Linked DNA regions of Homo sapiens: region 1 is linked to region 2. The links are chromatin loops, found by intact Hi-C in ENCODE. Cell type or tissue: Calu3. All regions are shown on one strand. Region 1 overlaps RELN (reelin). Region 2 overlaps RELN (reelin).

Region 1 (5,000 bases), 53 kb before region 2:
GAAATAAGTCATGTAAATGTGCAGCTAACCTTGATCTTGGCATGATGAACTTTCTTTCATTCTCTCCCTCCACTGCCGCAATTATACTTGGTCCTCTGGGGTTCATGTAAATTTCCATATTCTGTTACTTAAGTGGCTGGAATTTGCTCTGATGTCCACGCAATCATTCAGTAATCTGTTCTCATAAACAGTTCTTAAAATATTATGGTTAATGAAAAGTGTCGTGTTAAATCTGGCAACTGAACATTGTATAAAGCAGAAGATAGCAATATTTGATAAAATTATTGAGTTCTATGAGTATTCTTAGAAGAATCCTATTTAATACTTAAAATATTTGAATGTCCTTAAATCAGAGACCTGTCCTTAAATCAGAGGCCTTAAAACAGAAGACCACGTGATGTCCATTAATCTCAGAGGAGTCTCAACTTAGGAATCTCTAGTTTACCCATAATGCTGTTAAACATGCCAGGCTGGGATTAAGTAGATCCTTCACAGCATCAAAAATGCAAACTTAATATATCAGTTTATGTAGGATATGAAATTACTGATCTTACTCCAAAATTGAAAGATTACACAGGACTTCATCTATAGATGTGAGAAGGATAGAATTGCATTATCAGACACAAAGTTATGTGTTCAACATTTTATTTTTTTCTATGATGTTTGTCAAATAAATAAATTTTCTACCTCCTTTTGATATATGAAGTGTCAAGTCCCAGCAGTAGCCCTGCCCAGATGAGTCATTGGCTGATGTCAGAGCAACAGTGTTGATGCTGCATTGTCACTGCTTGCCCAAGATGAGGTCCACAGCCCACAGCTTAAGGAAACCTCGAAGTCATTCAGTCATCATTTTAAATGATTTCACATTTGAGAATTTGCTGTATTTTAAAAAGATCCCAGGTTAGATTTCACAGTCTGTTGGTAACTACTTCTAAGGTCCAAACCTCAGGGGAAAAATGTCCTCTTAGATCTACAAATTCCACTTATTTAGTCCCATCCTTTTTCTGCTCTGCAGAGAGGAAGGGTCAGGTCATAGTCATATGTATATAAGTACATAAGTATATTACATACCACCTGTTTTGTTACAGCAGGATTCATAAGTAGAGTTGTCAGATTCAGCAAGTAAAACTACCAGACACTTTGTTAAATTTGAATTTTAGGTAAACAAAATTTTTTTAGTATAAGTATGCAATATTTGGAATAAGACCTTCTAGGATCCAGCCTAGTCCAATTAAAACCTCTGGGGGTGAGGGCCTGAGCATTGGTGATTTTTTAAAGCTGTCTAGGTGGTTCTAATGTTTATCCAGGATTGAGAACCACTGTACTGGATCAGTGCCCAATCCAGCCATCAGCATCACCTGGAAAGCAGTAACTGCAGAATTGTAGACTTCAAACACAGTGAATCAGAAATTCTAGTGGTGGGATCCTGTGATCATTTTTTGAAATCAACACTCCAGGTGATGTTGATCCATGTTAAAGTGTGAGGACTTCTATTCTATTGGAAAGACAGATGTTGATTAAATGGTCATGTAAATATGTCATAGCAAACCTTGCTAGGGGCTGGCAAAGAAGTGTACTGAGTGCTGGGAAAGGGTATGACAGAGAAACTAGATCCAGTCTTGAGTAAAGTGTGGTGTAATTTGGAAAGGTGTTCCTGAGGAAATGGTATTTGAGTAGAGCTATGAAGGAGTAGAGATTATTAACTAAAGGTCTGTGGATGGTGGGGCACAGCATACCCAAAGGAAAGAACAGCAGGTGCAAAGGCCACAGGTGGGAAGAGGCTGGCTATGTTCTAGGAACTGAAAGAAAACCTTGGAGTGGCTGGACTTGGAATCAAGAGGGAAGGGGATACGGCTAGATAGGAGACTAGAGCCAGACCATTCAGGATATTGTAAGTTTGGGGCCTTTATCCTAAGTGAAAGGAAAGGCATTGAGTGTTTTAGGCTGAGGAGTGATTCCACAAACCTTTCATTTTAAAGAGATCACTCTGAGGTCAGTATGGAGAAAACACTGGAGAGCCCAGTAGGGGGTTCAGAAAGATTGTTCTGTGGTTAAAAATTCTGATATGGCAAGGCGTGTAAGGTGTCCAAAGTACAGGCGGGCATCGGCAACAAGAAGGAGCCAGATGTGGGGGGATAAGAGTTCAGGCTGTGAGTCACATTGACCTGCTTGTAGATGCAGTATTCATCTCTTAGTTATGTGCCTCAGCCAAGTCGTTTAACCTCTCTAAGCTTAATTTTCTCATATATGACATGATGATGATAAGGTTACCTTCTTCATAAGATGCTGGGTAGCCCTGATAATTAAAGGAGGAAGTGATTTATGTAAAGCCATTAGCACATAAAAAAACACTCGATAAAATTAGCTTTTCCAGATTATAATCTTGGAAACTGAAGCAGACCATTTCCTTAGTCCAGGGCTTATATACACTTCCTATAGGGGGAGCAAAAAAAGAAAAAACCAGTTCTGAAATGTAATTAATCTGGGATATATAGGTTGAGATGACTTGAGGAGACTTGGCTGAATTAAGGAACTATCATTTGTCATTGCGGGGAACCATCATTTGATGGTTTGTCAGTTTGTCAGAACTGACAAACTGTCATTTGTCAGTTCCTTTACATAAGGAAAATCATTAAAGATCATTCCTAAGTGTGTTGTAAGCACATTTTGAGAGAACATATAAAATGCATATATCATATTGCCTCAGATTTTAGCTAGTAAGACAAACAAACAAAGAATAAAATTGTTACAAATTATTTAAGAGACCTGGTCTTCAAGACATTTCCTATGGTAACTTTGAAAGCTGTAAAAAGTCGATTTGTACTTGAATTAGAATATATTTTGATTAGCCTGAATTGCACCTAGCCTTCCTCTCACAGGCAACCCTGTATCATTGGTTTAATGGTCCAAAGACACTTTTGAGCTTGGGCAGAGCCCATCAGCGACTTCCATAGCTCAGGTCTTACACTAGATCCTTTGCATTTTTATAGGACATATGTTTTATATGGATGTATAGGTAGGTGAGATATTTTATTAAGTTCTGATAATATCCAAATAATATTATGTGTATTTATGTGACAGTAGTAAATAACTTTAAAAGTAAAATTTGATAATATGCCTGGATATTATATAACAAAGTTAATTTTCATGAATAATGTTTAGAATGGAAAGCAGGAGGTAAAATGTCTTTTTAAATAAAATGGCCACTTTTGAAAAAAAGCACATTAATTTTTGGGGTATTTGATCTAAGTTTAACATATTCTTTACAAGTTAAAAACAAAATTAAACATTTAATTTGATTAGGGTAGGAAAGTAGAGGAAAATTATAGAAGGCATAATTTCTACATATTGCTGCTTTCTGGTAGTTAGTAGTTATGGTAGGGTCAGGCTAAAGTAATGTGGCACTTTTTGACCTAGAACAAAAGAGTTATTGAATACATAATCTATCATTAGTCTCTGACTTTTTTGATGGAATGTTAAGCAAATGTGGTTTATTTGGCATTTCCCCAACATATCACAGGATTAATGTGCAATATGTTTAACTAGCTGTGACAAATAAGGCAGAGTAAAGCATTTAGTAAGTCTAAATAGGTACTTCTGAAAGTTTTTTTCCTACTTGTAGTAGTTATTTTAATTGTACTAATTACACTAAAGTTACAGCTACTCTTCTTTGAATGTAAAATGTGTGTATGACTAGCCAAAATGTCCATAATTATACTTAAGATATTGCTGTAGAAATGTAGTTCCACTAACATTACTACAGCTTTTTATGCAAAGCCAGAATTCTTTAGCATGCATGCCTCACTGACCAAAAATAGACAAATGCCTAATAGCCAGAAATACGTTAAGACAATAGCTATGCAAAAGATGACTGTAAGCCAGCAATGCCTGATTTGAAATACCTCATTTTACTTGTCAATATAAGAAAACATGCTGCCCTTGGGAAGTGTGATGTTTAATTATGGATATCTCTTTGTGCATCCCAGAAAAAAAAATGATTCTCTCTTGTCTTTGACTTTGAATTCCAGCTCAATCATGTAAATCTTCAAGGCTCATTGTGGTCGCTCAATGAAGGATTATTTGAATATCCTTTCATACAAAATTGTTCCTTTTCCAGGGCTGAAATGCATTTACTCAAGATTTAGAATTCTGGTTATAAAAGATAGAGATTTTACCCAATTTTTTATATTCTGGCTCTGAAACCTGAGAATCAGGTTTGCAGGTCTGATGAATGCAGCCAAATTTCAAATTGTTAGACCTTCCATAAATTAAGGTCTTTGTACTTCCTAGATAATCTTGCTCAGCTAATACATCAGCCATTATAGCACTTTTTTACTTAAACTCTTGTAATTTTCTATGTGTTTCATTTCTTTGTTCTGTAATAATTAGGAATTCTAAATACAATCATTTAAGTTAAAAAATGCTTAAAAGGCTGGGCACAGTGGGTCACGCCTGTAATCCCAGCACTTTGGGAGGCCAAGTGGGGCAGATCACAAGGTCAGGAGTTCAAGACCAGCCTGGCCAACATAGTCAAACCCCATCTCTACTAAAAATACAAAAAATTAGCCAGGCATGGTGGCAGGTACCTGTAATCCCACGTACTTGCAGGAGAATCACTTGACCCGGGAGGTGGAGGTTTGCAGTGAGCCGAGATCACACCATTGCACTCCAGCCTGGGCAACAGTGCAAGACTCTGTCTCAAAAAAAAAAAAGCTTAAAGTGACAAAATTTGATTAAATCCAAGTTGGGGGGGAATGTAGTGAACAGGTGTAGGAATTTTTTCTTTGTAATTTTTTCTCTTAAACATTCAGCTATTCATGTCATATTTTTAATAGAGATTAAGCAATTAACATAAAACTAGTATTTTCAACACTATCTTTAAAATATAGTATTGGAAATTTTTTTTTTAATTATACTTTAAGTTTTAGGGTACATGTGCACATTGTGCAGGTTAGTTACATATGTATACATGTGCCATGCTGGTGCGCTGCACCCACTAA
Region 2 (5,000 bases):
AGTAACTTCTAGAGGTGTGCTGCACAGCATTGTACAACTTGCAGTTAACAGCACTGCACTGGGCACTTAAAATTTTGTTAAAGAGGGTGGACCTCGTATTAAGTGTTCTTACTACAATTAAAAAAAACAGTTATTAACTTTTTCAAGATACCACATACATGTAGGTCTGAGATGACACTAGCTGTGTGAACTTGGGCTAGTCGCTTAAAGTTGCATTATAGGTGTGTTTAAGTTATGAGATTTCAATTACGGTTGACAGAGACAGAAGAGTAAAAAGTAAATGATGTGAGTGATCCTATCTACCTGCCCATCTAGAGAGCACACACTTCTGAGTGAAGTTGAAAAGCAAGATGTGAATCTGCTGTTCCTTCAGTTTGTCTGAGTTCTCACATGGCTCCAGTAGTGTGAGCATCCCCAGGCTGGGTGTAACTTTATTGTTTAAAGTGTATTATTTAAAGTCCATTTGTTTTGTGCAACATGTCATCTTCCTGAAAGCCTGCTACCTAATCTGGTGCTCAGCCAACAAAACAGTGATTTCTTCCAGTGCTGCAAAACTTAGAGGATTTTTTTCTAAAAAAAAAAAAATTGATTGCAAAGGATTTATCTCATGTGAAATTTAAGATGTTATTCCATCGTATGGTCTTGGAGTGAAACTTCCTCATCTGTAGAATGGGGCTAATAATGTCCATTTTACTAATCTCAGAGGAGATTTAGGTTAGGAAATGTCCTGAATGCACCTGGGGTCCTTTGGATGCCCTCTCTTTCAGCCCCATTCCAAAGCTTTTTATAAAATTCTTCCTCAAAGCTCTAAGGGTTAGTGTCCTGTGAAGATGTGGTTAAGAAAACTGATGTGAAGATGTGGTTAAGAAAACTGATGTGAGGCTGTTTAAAAAACTACTCCCATTGCAGGGATACAGGATTTTTGGAATAGCAGCCTGGGCCTTGGAGACCTGCATTCCAGTTTGTTCTCTCTCACTAATGACCTCTGTGTCCTTGGACAAATCACTTCATGTTTCTGGGCCTTAATTTCCTTACCTGTAAAAGGTGGAGATTAGGTCAGATGCTTCCAGGGCCCTTTCCAGCTCTAACATTCTATGATTCTTTCATATGGTTCATGTGTCAAAAATGTCTTTTGAAGATACTATAATGATTATAATTATTCCTCTTGCTTTTATGCGTCATGTCTCTTTTAGATTCATAAGCATCTTGACACCTTCACTCAAAATGATCCACCTCTTTTTATCAGAGTTGCCAAGCTGATCATTGCTGGTGGCGCACATTGTTGCTTATTCGTTTCAGTCTCTCTTGATGAGCTTTATTGTCTTAATAGTAGATGACTGAGTTCTTAAAGCTTTTCTTCCTTTTGCCCTCTTGGTGTTTGGCCTGTTTCAGCGCTCTAGCTGCCTAGCCTGTTGGACATTCTGACCCCCAGTAACTGTTGAGATGAACTTGAATAGATGGTCACTCTTCAATATGTGGCTCTCCCTAAGTAATCCTTACATTCTTCTACCGAGAGAACAGCCACGTCCATTCTCTGATTTCCTGCCTATTTTGCAACAAATCAAGTGTTTTTACCAACCTTTAGACCATCTGCTCCTGTCACCCAACTGCTGGAAGACAGTGTCCTGGCTGCCAATGGACATCCAAGGCTTAGATTTCTGTTCTTTCTCAGCTTTCTGTTTCAATACATTTGACTTTAGAGAAGACTTTGTGGCATGAAATTAAATTTTTTTATTTCAGTAGAAATGTAATGAAGACCCATCATATGACATGCACTGGAGATACGAGTGGGAACCATCAGAGAACCTGAAAGGTGAAAACACTAAAAGAGAAATGGGGAAAAAATAAGATAAAGAGGCATGAGAGTGAAAGGAACAGAGAGACAGGGGTGGGAAGAACATGGGGTGAGACAGCCAGAGAGGGAGAAAGATTGAGAAGATAGATAGATAGATAGATAGATAGATAGATAGATAGATAGATAGATAGATAGATAGAACAAAAGCATAAATGGAAGAGACTAGTTCTATAATAGGATGGCCAATACCAAAATTACAAATTAATTTTCAGCTACAGCTGCCTTTTATCCACCTGAAGACTATGAACATCTATCAACTGCAATCACATACAAATACTCAGATAATGCTGCAATATTTCAACTTTACTGGCAGTCAAGCACTTTCAGATCCATATACTGAAAGGTCAGCCATTCTGTACTACCTGAATAATCTTAGCTTTTTCCTTCTTTAATTAGAAAATTTATACTTGTTTTATTTCACTCTCCTCGGATTTCCTACATCTTGACCTTATCCAAGAGAGGTTGGAGTTATGACCACAGTGAGCTGTAACTGATGGGCAGCCACCAAATTCATTCATAAGCCCTCCACTGGCAAAGCTTCACCTTATTTTTGCATACTTCTATGTTTTTATTTTTAATTTCTTCCTCTCTTCTGCTTCTTTTTAGCTTACAAACATCCTCCAAAGACCAAAACCAAAAAATAAACCCTGTAGTTGATCTTACATTGCCTTAAGACTATCATCATGCCTCCCAGCTTTCCTTCATCACCAAACTTTATGTAAAAATACTACACTTAGTAATTTCACTTCCTCATCTTCTACTCCCCACTTCATAACTTATTATAAAGCTTTCTTTTGTCCATCATACTATTGATTTTACTTTCATAAAAGTCAACAGTGACATTCTATGAGCCAAATCCAATGACCTATTTTTGATTTCTCACCTTTCTGGGTCTCTTCGCAATATGTGACACTGTTGGCAACTTCCTGTATGTGGAACTTCTCTTTTTGCTTTGGAATGTAAACAGGTTTTTCCTTTTGGTGAGCAGGAGTTTCCCTGATTCAAAATGGCCAGCCTTACTGCAGCAACTACATGTTACCTAGTATATAGTCAGGCAGCGTGCCACTCTCTAAAATATACCTATTACTGAGACACCTAAAATTTACCTATTTCCAAATATTGTGATTCATAGCATAGGCTCTGCCAACCTTTAGGCTTTTTGAAGTCCCACCTCTTCCCTTCCCATCCCCAAACTGATAATAATGCAATAATTTGTAGTATGTTGCATTCTTTCCTCATTTTGAACCCCAAGAGCCTATTAGTATACCAGGGATTTGAGACAATTATTTTTTTAAAAAACTTGAATAATATTTGTAGTTGCTTGAGATAAGATTTCACAGAGAATTGAAAGTGTAGTTTAACACCAACTTCTAGGAATCTTAGTACCTTCAATGATAATAACTGTGTATATCAGAAAAAAAGAAACTATTATTTTAAAAGTCCCTCCTCACTTTATGCAAGGAGAAGAGAATACATCCTACTCTGTCATTACTTTAGCATTTGTAAATTGGCAATTATCTTCTGTCTTGTGCTTTAATATTGTTTGTCCTCAACTAGGATATAAGATTTTTGTTGTTATTTTTGTTATATTTGTTATTTTTGCATTTTATATACATATTCCTGTTATTAAATTTTACAATGCTAAAAACATGGTAGTTATCCTCAAGGTGTCATGAACTTTTCATAGCAAAGTTATGTTGATTACTTGGAGGAAGTTGACCAGAAGTCAGCAAGTCATTTATCTTTTTAATGATGATGATGATGATGATAATACATTGCTAAGTTTTAGTTTTTCTCATAGAACTCTTTTTGATATTTTTGTTTTAGAATTATAATTGGGGCCGGGTGCGGTGGCTCATGCCTGTAATCCCAGCACTTTGGGAGGCCGAGACAGGTGGATCTTGGGAAGAGATGTGTACAATCAGCTTTCTCTAGCCAATATAAGCCACGTCTGCCATACTGCTGCTGCTATTTCACAGAGTTGCAGTGAGGATTTTTTTAAAATCCAAGTTATATAGTAAGCATCAATAAACGTAGTTCTAATTTTATTATTATTTTTAGCCTAATGAAACTACCTCCTCACTTGAGAGAGTTCTTCAACAAGTCCTCATTACACATTTTTCTGCATCTAAACATTCAGGTTTCAGTACTATCAAAGGAACAATAAAGCAGCGTGATCTCATTTACTGCCTTATTCCATATAATAATTGGCTTGCTACATATTATAATTAAAACAAAAACTTAATACCTTAATCCCTTAGGGAATATAGTAAAAAAGTGTTAAAATATTTGCCTCACAGAATTCATGATATGATGAATATTAAGTGTTTTGAGAGTTGAGTATAAAGTTATTTTGGATTTTTGTTTTGTCATCATTAATTACCAACTTCTATTGATAGAAACATCTGGGAATATTAAGAATTTCCATTGATATTTGTGATATAATGAACAACGTATGACTGATTTAATTTATTGTGGCTAAGCTCGCATGTTTAACGCCAATAAAAGAAGTAATTGTACTACATGCCTTTAGAGGATAGAGCTTAATGGTTTACTTACATAGGGTTGATATTTTGTTCATGGGGATTTGAGGAATGTTAATTGTTGTCATTGTGAACATGTTTTTTTAATGAAGTCATCTTGGTGTCTTACATTGGATATCTTCTTTTATCTGTGTAATCTCAGTGATAGCCAAACAAATCTTGAAACCTTTCTTACTGTGTTCTATGCTCCACTTACTCACATTTTTAAAAACTTGCTAAACATTTGATATGAAAACAAAGTTAGGCTTGGAACTCTATAATTTGTGAAGAAAAGTTCAAGTGCCATAAAGTTGTTTCACTATGGGGAATGCAATGAAATTGGATATAGTGTGTGCCATGTTGTTAAAAACCCAATTAATATTCTATTTATATTATCTTTAATCAAATCTTCGTAAGATTAAATATGAAACCTTTGGCCGGGTGCCGTGGCTCACGCCTATAATCCCAGCACTTTGGGAGGTCAAAGTGGGCGGATCACGAGGTCAGGAGATCGAGACCATCCTGGCTAACACAGTGAAACCCTGTCTCTACTAAAAATACAAAAAATTAGCCAGGCGTGGTGGTGGGTGCCTGTAGTCCCAGCTACTCAGGAGGCTGAGGCA

Evidence for each region. Hi-C counts contacts between places; a loop is a spot of excess contacts. Peaks named below come from ENCODE experiments on the same cell type or tissue, not always from the same donor. Only the 100,000 strongest peaks of a DNase experiment are listed, where the experiment ranks them.
Region 1: a loop joins it to region 2, with 2.8 times the contacts of the local background. A loop is called at or near these places in 1 of 110 quality-filtered maps.

The regions. Positions count from the first base shown.
Region 1 is chr7:103,911,914-103,916,913 of GRCh38, reverse strand. All of the region lies in intron 2 of RELN (reelin), which reads left to right. Among named protein-coding and RNA genes, the nearest start is that of RELN, 75 kb to the left of the region's middle. In Calu3, no CTCF peak of the experiment used is centred here; DNase peaks (open chromatin) are centred at 763 and 2,113.
Region 2 is chr7:103,859,405-103,864,404 of GRCh38, reverse strand. The region is part of intron 2 of RELN (reelin); the gene reads left to right. Among named protein-coding and RNA genes, the nearest start is that of RELN, 130 kb to the left of the region's middle. In Calu3, no CTCF peak of the experiment used is centred here; no DNase peak of the experiment used is centred here.